2 separate regions of the Mus musculus genome follow, and region 2 is linked to region 1. The links are chromatin contacts, found by POLR2A ChIA-PET in ENCODE. All regions are on one chromosome and are shown on one strand. Each heading gives the region's core, a stretch centred on a gene start or an enhancer-like site at or near the end of the contact. The rest is flanking DNA. Distances are from core to core; before and after follow the strand shown.

Region 1 (4,810 bases), core at 504-3,003:
TGTTACACAATTCAGAAGCTTTGCTGTATACAGTGTCTTTGGAGACAGATCATAGTGTCCTCTTCACTGCCCCTCGATGGTGTTATTTTTTGAGGACCTGTGGTTCATTAGAGTTGGCTGGGAAAGGCTGGGCTGAGTAACATGGCCCTTCCTGCATGTCACTTGTCTCTCTCTTTCATGAAGTTAAAGGGAATCCTCAGAAAAGTGGAGAAGTAGAGGTTTTTAAAGCAAAGGTTAGAGAGAGAGAGAGAGAGAGAGAGAGAGAAGCTGAGGCATTTAACATCCAAGAAGTCACAAACACACACAAATATATATATATATATATATATATATATATATATATGTATATATATATATATAGAGAGAGAGAGAGAGAGAGAGAACAGGTACTAGATTTTATATATATATATAATCACATATAAGCATATATATTACATATATAGGCCAGGTAATTAATATACATATATATATATATATATATATCACATATAAAATAACATTTGTTAAGAAGCCAGCCAGGTGTGGTGGCACACGCCTTTAATCCCAGCACTTGGGAGGCAGAGGCAGGTGGATTTCTGAGTTCGAGGTCAGCCTGGTCTACAGAGTGAGTTCCAGGACAGCCAGGGCTACACAGAGAAACCCTGTCTCGGAAAAAAAATAATAATAATTCAGGAGCCAGGCAGGTCTGTGGTGCCACATGCCTTTAATTATAACCAAGGAAGAGGCAAGCAGATCCCTCTAAGTTTGTGGCCAGCCTTGTGTACATATTGAGTTCTAGGCCAGGCAGGGCCATATAATGAGAGCTCAAAGAACTAAAACAAAACAACCCATCCTCAAAAGATGGAGGAGCGTCTGGACATCAGGGTGCACACCTGTACTCCCATATAATCCAGGCACTTATGAGGCAGAAGCAAAGGATCAGTTTAAAGTCACCATCTACTATACACCAAGTCCAAGGCCAGCCTAGGCTACCAGATACCCTGTCTCAGAACAAAACCAAACAACTAAAGGTGGGGGGCAGCTGCGATAAAATTCCAGCAAAGCCTCAACCTTCAGCCGAACATGGATCTAAATCTCCAAATATACGGAAAGAACGTAGGTGCTAGAGATAAAGCTTACCGTAACAGCGCTTGCCTGACGCCTGGAAGGCCTTAGGTTTATCAACATTGAGAAACAAATTACAAAACATTCCACATTTACAGAAAGTAATACAATGGATGCCTAACTTGCAGTATTAATAAGATATTCGTACACACGTTGCATTTTTCAGTGCTCCAAATTAAACTAAGGGCCTTGGCCATGAGTGCTCTACTACTAATCTACAACCCCAGCTTAGTCCCCTACTTACTCGCCCCACTATTTTCTTCCTTTTTCTTTCTTTTTTTCTTAAACACTTATTTGACGTGTATGAGTGTTTCGCAGGTATGCATATCTGTGTATAACCTGCGTGCCTGACACTCGAGAGGGTCTGAAGAGGGTTTTGGGTCCCCTGGAATTGAAGTAATAGAAGGTTGTAAGCCACTATGTGGGTGCTGCGAACTGAACCCTGGCCCACTGGAAGAGCAGTCAGCGTCATTAAATGCAGACGACCTCCATGTTGCCATATAGCCAGAGACGACCTTGAAATGTTGGTCTCCGAGTCTCCACTTCCCGAGCACTGGGATGGCAAGCAAATGTGGCATCAGGGACTCTTCAGTTAACTGAGGCCCAGGTCAAGCCCAGGGTGGGGGCGGAGCTCAGCGAGCGGCTGGGCAGGGCGGACGGTAGTGGGCGGGGCCTGGCGATCCGGATCCCGCAGGCGCGCTGGCTGCGCTGCCCGGCTGTCTGTCGTCATGGTGGGGCCCTGGGTGTATCTGGTGGCGGCAGTTTTGCTCATCGGCCTGATCCTCTTCCTGACTCGCAGCCGGGGTCGGGCGGCAGCAGGTAGGAGGTGCCGCCGTCCCAGGGCTGGAGGAATCCGTTTTTCAGAGTTCCTGGGCTTTGGTAGGCCCTCGACTCGTGCGCATGCACTGACGAGCTTTCCTGTGCTTACGAGGAGCTTGTGCGCTGGCCCGAGCTTTGCGCACGCGCCTTAGGACACACTCGGAATTAGCGCGGAGCCCAGAGCTGGGGATGCAACCTAGGAACCAAGCCTGCCTTTCTACTCTGCACCAATAGGAGAGGCTGCCGGTTTTCTAATCCTGCCCAGTGTGTTCCGCTTACTAGGAGTAGGAGGGCTAAGCAGCCTTAGGAAACTGAATGCATCTCCCGCCAAAGAGGGCACCCATGCTGCTTTGCCTCGCCTCCACCAGGGTTAGAAGTGGCCTGGCACTGACAACCTGACAGTCCCCCTTACTAACATTTCACGTAAGTGTAGGAGTTTCTATATATCTCTCTGATGCCTGACCCCATAAGCCACCTCAGAGCACCTCTGTGTCCCACGGGCAGAAGAGACAGAAGCTGAGGTAAAGCTGATTGCCAACAAGTCTTCCAGGGAGGGACGATTCAGCCTCGACTGTGACATGTAGTCTCTGGTTGGCGTACCCTATAAAATCATAACATAGCAAGAAGTAAATGTAATCTTGCAGCGGGCATGGAGCGAGATCTGTAAACCTCAGGGTGAGAGTATCCTCACAGGTCGCCTGTTCAAGATGAAGATATCAAAGGAGGTAGGAAATGAGAAGTGAGCATCAGGCCAAAGTGTGCGTACAAAAAAGGCCTTGACAAACCTAAGTTGGGACTTGGTGCTGTGGGCAGCAATAGTCTGAGGTGGTTCAGCAGGGGGATGAGACTCCCAAGATCCTGTGCTTCACTCTCTTGAAGATGGGCTGCTTGACAGTGTTATGATTCCTCCCTCCCAAAAGCTGACGGAGAACCACTGCACAATGAGGAAGAGAGGGCAGGAGCAGGCCAGGTAGGCCGCTCTTTGCCCCAGGAGTCTGAAGAACAGAGAACTGGAAGCAGACCCCGGCGTCGGAGGGACTTGGGCAGCCGTCTACAGGCCCAGCGTCGAGCCCAGCGAGTGGCCTGGGAAGACGGGGATGAGAATGTGGGTCAAACTGTTATTCCAGGTAAGAGGGCCCAGCCTGGGGGAGGGCTGGATTAAAGGCGTTCGGAAGTCTCCCAAGCTAGAGACACACAAGGAGCATGAAGCCAGTGGAGGAAGGACATTTAGTGGTAGGACTGGAGTCTTGGGCCTGGGCTTTGGTCCTTGAAGTCAGCATTTCTTAACTCAATCCCTGTTCTATTGGGCGTCACTTCCTTCATCTTGGTTCAGTGCAATTAGCTGTAACCCTAGAATAAGTGCTTAGAAATAGAGACATTTCAGCTGATATTTACATCCACACAGCAGACACTTGGAGTCTTACAAAATCCGCATGGTTGTGGGAAAGAATGTGTCTTCTCTAGTACTTGAAGTCTGGCTTGGTAGGAAGAAGAGAATTTAGGGGAAATTGGGCTTTGGCTTTGACTCCTTGGGATTATTAGCCCCTTTGTCTTAAAAAGAGACCTTCAGTGGGTATGTGTGCATGCTTATAACTCCTGCACTCAGAAAACAGAGGCAGGAGCATGGGAAGTTTCAGGCCAGCCATGCTTATATAGCCGTTTCAAAAGCAGCACCCAGCCGCAACAAAGAGACCCTCTCTTCACCGTCCGTCCTGTCTCAGATTTGGGTCCTATACTCTGAGGCCCAGGCATCAGCGTATCAGTTATTTTCAGCTGGCCCTGGAGTAGTCCTGAGGTTAGGGTTATTTTTTTCTGTCTGGCTCTGTTACGATAAAGCATCCTTTATTTTAAAGATAAAGCTCCTTTGGGAGGTTGTAGGTAAGGTTGAAGGAGTCTGAGACACTCATCAGTTCCTGACTAGAACATACAGGACGTTGGATTTATGCAGGAATAAACTTCCTTGGAGGTTTGGCACAGAGACAGAAATTAGGGACTTCTGCAGGTACATATGAGTCTCAAACATTCAGGTATTGACATCTTACAGCTGTGCAGTATCTAAGTCTCCTTTGTCCCTGTGTGTGGCCTTCCACCACCACCACCACCCCCCAAGTACATAATGTGTTTGTTCTTACACTGGTATGTGTATGCACATATATGGTAGATGCTTCTGGAAAGCAGAGGTAGGTAGAAACCACCCCTACCCTATCCCTTAAAGAAAGTCACAAGGGGCGGGGGTGAGTCTTCTCTGTCTAGGACTCAGATTGTCTTTGTCTGATCATACTCAGCCCAGGAGGAAGAAGGCATTGAGAAGCCAGCAGAAGTTCACCCAACAGGGAAAATTGGAGCCAAGAAACTACGGAAGCTAGAGGAAAAACAGGCTCGAAAGGCTCAGCGAGAGGCAAGCAAGAGGTTGGGGAATAGCTCCAAGGGGTAGGAAAAGAACCAATCTCTAGTTCCCATGACAGACTGCCCTTGGGGTTCCTTTTACGCTCTGCTGGTGTTTGCTGTCTCCCTGGCTTTGTGGCCTGCAGTCTTAGCCCTTGTCCTGGCCCAGGCAGTGGCTTTCTTTGGCCTCTGTGGGGGGTGAGAAAACTAGCTAGAGGAAGAGGAAATGTGCTATAGAAATCTCTCTCTAGGCAGAGGAGGCTGAACGTGAAGAACGGAAACGCCTAGAGTCCCAACGTGAGGCCGAATGGAAGAAGGAAGAGGAACGGCTTCGCCTGAAGGAAGAACAGAAGGTAAGATTGACCCTGGACCCTGTTGCCTGGCCCATTAGTATCTAACCTTGCTCCCAAATGTCTCCATCCTACAGGATAGGCCATGGTACTGGGTATGGTGGTGACTCCTACCTATAATCCCACTCCTACCTATAATCACTTGAGAAGCT
Region 2 (5,137 bases), core at 935-3,434, 33 kb before region 1:
TGGGTGGTTTTTTTTAGATCAATTTATTTTTATATTATGTGTATGAGTGTTTTGTCTACTTATCACACCATATGTGCTTGTAGCGGCCAGAAGTATAGTTCAAGTGGTTCTGAGCCGTCATGTGGGTGCTGAGAACTAAACCCCACATGAGCAGAAAGTGCTCTTGACCACTGAGCAGTCTCTCTACTCTTCTATTTTGTTGTGGTTTTGGTTTTTTTGGGTTTTTTTTTTTTTTTTTTTTTTTTTTTTGGTTTTTCGAGACAGGGTATCTCTGTGTAGCCTTGGCTGTCCTTGAATTCACTTTGTAGACCAGGCTGGCCTCGAACTCAGAAATCCCCCTGCCTTCTGGGATTAAAGGCATGTGTCACCACTCCCGGTTTACAAGAATTGTGTGTGTGTGTGTGTGTGTGTGTGTGTTTGGTTGGTTAGTTTTGCTTTTGAGAAAAGGTCTCACAAAGTAGCTCTGGCTGGCCTAGAACTTGCTCTGTAGATCTGGCTGGCCTCAAACTTGGAGAGATCTGCCTGCTTCTGCCCCCAGAGTGCTGGGATTAAAAGCATGTGCTGCCACATCTGCCTTGTTTTATTTCATTTTTTTAATGAGATACTAAACGGTTGCTTCTCACCCCAGATTCTAAAAGAAAGACATGGCAAGGGGTAGGCAGAGCTTAAAGGTACATGGAAAGTCATTAGACACTACCTGGAAGGGGAGGGGAGGTATGTGCATAGGTGGGGTCCCTAGCCTGCCTGCTCATGTCATCACCCAATGTAGCAAAGGCAGGAGAAGGGCTTCAGTGTCGGTTTGCCCTTTCAGCCTCTGGCCTGCACAGCACAGGGCGGGTGGGAAAACGAAGGAAACCATTCCTTAAACACTGCCAAAAGGGCTGAAGGGGGAAAGGTCACACTTCGGTCCTCTGAGACAGTGGTGCAGGAGTCTACAGACTGGGGTGGGGGTGGGAGTGGGTACTCCTGGCTCCTTTCTCCTCCTAATAAGGAGAGGTTGGGGAAATTGTTCCTTAAGTCTCCAGAGATTTTCTGGAACTGGAAGGGTTTGGACCAACCAAGTATTGGGGTGCTGCTAGGAAGCTATGCAAAAGACATAACATGAGAGACTGGGGTGGAAGAGGGATCCCGACCCTGAGTCAGCCATTCTGCCAGGCTCTTCAGCTTTCCTGAACCCCCACCCTGCAACACCACCAGCCTGGATAGAGCTAGGAGTCTTTTTTTTGGGGGGAAGGGGAGTGTTCGAGACAGGGTTTCTCTGTGTAGCCCTGGCTGTCCTGGAACTCACTTTGTAGACCAGGCTGGCCTCAAACTCAAAAAATCCATCTGCCTCTGCCTCCCAAGTGTTGGGATTAAAGGCGTGCGCCACAACTGCCGGGTTTAGGGCTAGGATTCTAAGGAGAAGATACTGAGAGGAGTTCCTAAGAGCTAAGTGAACAACATGGCATGTAGCCTCCTCCCAGGGCCTGCTTACCCCAACAAAGGCAGCGTGCGGCTATCCCTGAGTCATCACGGTTCTTAGAGATGGGAGGGATCCTGGAATAACGAGCGCGCGCGTCTGTGTGTGTGTGTGTGTGTGTGTGTGTGTGTGTGTGTGTAGGGGAGACTTCAGGACCCTCCGTACCTTCAATCCGAATGCCAACTTGGCTCACCATGCCTATTTATATGCAAATTCCCGCAACACTCCAAATGCCTTTCCAACTCACCCACCCCCTAACACGCTTGAGCAACAGTGAAAGGAACTGTGTGGAAGCTATCACGGAGTGGGAAGGAGTGGCTGGAGAATAGTACTTTACTTAAGTGTGTGCCCCAGGGACAATAGGAAGCTCAAGGTCTGTAGAATCACTGGGAAGCCACCGAAGGTTGGGTTGGGGTTAAGGAAAGAGGTGCTCAACGCACTTATCAGAACTCACCGCAAGCCGCTCTCCAGAGACCCGGCCACTTCCTAACCTGGGAGAGGGATGCGGAACCGAGAGCGGGCGCCAGCGGGTGAACACGCGGGAGCGTGGGCGGCTTAGGGCGCTAGCCCACGGGCAAGTGCAGAAAGCGGCGTAGGCGGGGGTTGGGGACCGCCCTGGCGGTCGGGGGCGTGGCGAGGGCAAAGGGGCGCGGCAAGGGAGGGTTGGGGGCGATTCGGCAGCCCGAGGGTGTGGCAGTCAGTGGCGTACAGCTAAGGTGGGGGCGGAGTTCCTCCAAGCTTTTAAAACAGGCGCGCCCCTTCCCTCCGGGCTCCAGTGAGTGTCCCTGCACTGCTCTGAAACTTCGTAGTCCCTCCCAGGCCGGCACCCCACGACTCTCAGGCCTGCGCACGCGAGCCGCCGAGGATCCAGAACAGACCTCGCGGGTGAGGGCGCGACTTTGGCTGGAAGCAGCCTCACGCCGCACGGTTAGGAGCGCGGCGCGGCTCGCAGGAGTGTCGCCGGCTCCAGCTGCGAGCCGGCCCAGAACCACGGAGTCCTGATTGAGAAGCCCGGGCCATGGCCACGCCAGGCGTGTATGCCAGCGCCGGCCTCTCAGGCCTGGGTGGGCGAGAGGCTGTGCCGGCTTTGCGCCTCCGGAGGGGTTCGACCAAAAGAGTTCCGAATGTCAGTGCGCGCGCGCGGGGCAAGGGGCGGCCTGGGACACCGTGGGCATCCTGTCCGTGTTTGTTCTGCGTTCGCGGTCTTGACACACACACCCTCAGCAACTGAAGGAAAGATGTAACGTAGCCGGCGGAGGGGAGGGTTGGGAGCTCCGAAATGGGCAGGGTGGCGCTTTGGTGTCCTCAGCACCGGATTGCGTTCCGCCGCCTAGAGTTACGATTCATCAGAGCTGGGTGTATCCGGCCACTCACCTGCACGTGGGTGTGGTCTGTTCCCCTTAGCTACCGCCCCAAGTGCCTCCAAATCCTGCCCATCTACTCACTCTCAGTGGCTGCAAACATGGACTACATCTTTTTCTCGTACAGGCCCATCCTCCCGTGCGTCCTTCTTTGCACAAACATCTCGGATAGTACCTCCAATCTCTGTGTACTGCACACCCACTCTACCCCTTCTTTCCGGCATCGCAGGACACGGTACAACCCTGGGATAGAGGCAGTTGCTGGGTCGGTCCCCTGGGTGACCCCTAGGCCATTGAAGAGATGGGAAGAACTGCGTCTGAGATGGGCATGTGTGGCCCTTGGCAACCAGGGCAGATCTGAGGAGAGGCTCACCCCCACCTCAAAGTGCTGGGCGAGGCTGGGCTGGATCCAGGGAGGAGGCGATTTCCAGTTGTCTTCCTCCAGAACTGGATGGGGCTCAGTCAGAGACGCTTGGATTAATGAGCCGAGTACTGATGATAATTTAGTGATGACATGACCTGAGGAAGTACTCTTCACTTCCCTGGCACGCATAGGAAGTCCATACTAGGCAGACTAAGGGATTTAATACCTTACAGTAAGGATGGTCATCCCAGACACTGCAGGCTCCCCTACATAGTACTTTGACCCCCACCTCTCTCATGCAAGTGGGCTTGCATGTGTTCCTAGGAAGGATGAGGAATCATCAGGCATGGGGTGAACTAAGGCTGTCCAGGGCTGGTCCACAGGATTGGTGACTATTCTTTGGCTTCTTTTGTAGAAAACTGTCCTTGGGCCATGTCACAGAATGAACACTGTCAGGACTCCGGTGAATACTTCTCAGGTGTGTATCTAGAAAATCTGGGGAACTCAGCCTGTGTACCCATCAATGAACCCCAGGCAGAGCCACTTGTCCATAGCCCATTGCTGGGGTGGTTAGCTCCCACCTGTCCGAAGGCCGTGTGGCTTGCTGAGTAGGCAGCTGATGAGACTGGCCAAAGGCAAGCAACCAGGGGTGCGGAGGTCTTGGGAGGGCAGATTAGGCTACCAGTGCCGCTTACAGTTTTCTCCTGTGGCTCAGTATTCCCGGGCCCTTCATATCTGGCCAGCTTAGGCCACATGCTATACTATGCCTTGTCCTGTTGGGCCTCATGTGGTCCTGGAGAGAGAGGCTGCAATTGTCCCTGCTTCAACTGGCTAGCTCCTTCTCTGCATTTGGCTCTATGCTGCTTATCTGTCTACCCTTTGTTTCTTTGTTTTGTCTCATTTGATTTTGTTTGAGAAAAAGAAAAAAGAAATCCTCATGTAGCCTGGGCTGGCCTAAAACTCCCCATGTAGCCAAATAAGAACTTGAATTTCCAATTATATCCAAATATTAAGATTACAAGCTTGTACCACCAAACCAGGTTTACAGGGTACTGGGGCGTGAACTCTGGGTTTCATGCAGGTTAGGCACATATTCTACACATCGAGCTGCATCCCTAGCCTTCCCATGTTGTTTAGTAGCATGCATTTAGGCATCACGGTGATGTGTTTTTACCCAGATCTCCTGGGTGGGAGTGCTCTTTGAGTCAGGCTGGAAGCTGGCAGGTTAGATTTATGTCTGTGCTACTTGGAATGGCATGGCAGGAGACCTAAGAGGTCTGAGAGTCAAGGCTAAGAAAAGGAAGAGAATGATGCATCAGGCTAGGAGCAGTAGCAGAAGCGAGACTGAGCCTGGCTGCTGGAGGAGCCATGTGGATTTACTTAATAATTTCAGCAGGGTGTCGGGGGTGGTGGCACACGCCTTTAATCCCAGCACTTGGGAGGCAGAGGCAAGTGGATTTCTGAGTTTGAGGACAGCCTGGTCTACAGAGTAAGTTCCAGGACAGCCAGGGCTATACAGAGAAACCCTGTCTCAAAAAACCAAAAAAACAAACAAACAAACAAACAAACAAACAAACAAAAAAATAATTTGGGCAGGATCTCACGTAGCCTAGGCTAGCTTCTCGATCACTAGGTAGCTAAGGATAACGTTGAGCATCTGAACCTCTTGCCTACTCAACAAGCCAATGCTACCTGGCTCCCCTCCCAGCCCAAGTCATTTTAAATAAGGTAGGCCCACGTTAAGGAGGGTGGCTGCCATGGCCTCCACAAGAGGCAGGGGGGAATTCTTTTGGCTCAATGATTCTCCAGGGCTGCGGGTGGGGTGATCACCAGGTCACCTCAGGATATCTAGGTATAAGGCCTGGGATGTTCAGAGGAAGCTAAAGGGCAGGGGTGGAAATGAGTCAGGGTGAGTCACTGTCTGGCAGGTGTGGGCATGCCACTGACCTGTCC

Evidence for each region. ChIA-PET counts read pairs that join two places held with the same protein, here RNA polymerase II (POLR2A).
Region 2: POLR2A ChIA-PET joins it to region 1 with 62 read pairs in Patski. The contact joins the promoter of Slc4a11 here to the promoter of Ddrgk1 in region 1. POLR2A ChIA-PET finds 5 or more read pairs at or near these places in 4 of 5 experiments (Patski and embryonic stem cell).

The regions. Positions count from the first base shown.
Region 1 is chr2:130,661,588-130,666,397 of GRCm38, reverse strand. Ddrgk1 (DDRGK domain containing 1) reads left to right here and starts at 1,753. Exons shown (of 9, transcript NM_029832.2): 1 at 1,753-1,923; 2 at 2,844-3,050; 3 at 4,209-4,321; 4 at 4,560-4,661. The coding sequence starts at 1,833. It also overlaps a transcript of Itpa not described here.
Region 2 is chr2:130,694,566-130,699,702 of GRCm38, reverse strand. Slc4a11 (solute carrier family 4, sodium bicarbonate transporter-like, member 11) reads left to right here and starts at 2,184. Exons shown (of 21, transcript NM_001081162.1): 1 at 2,184-2,344; 2 at 2,948-3,055; 3 at 3,600-3,662. The coding sequence starts at 3,617.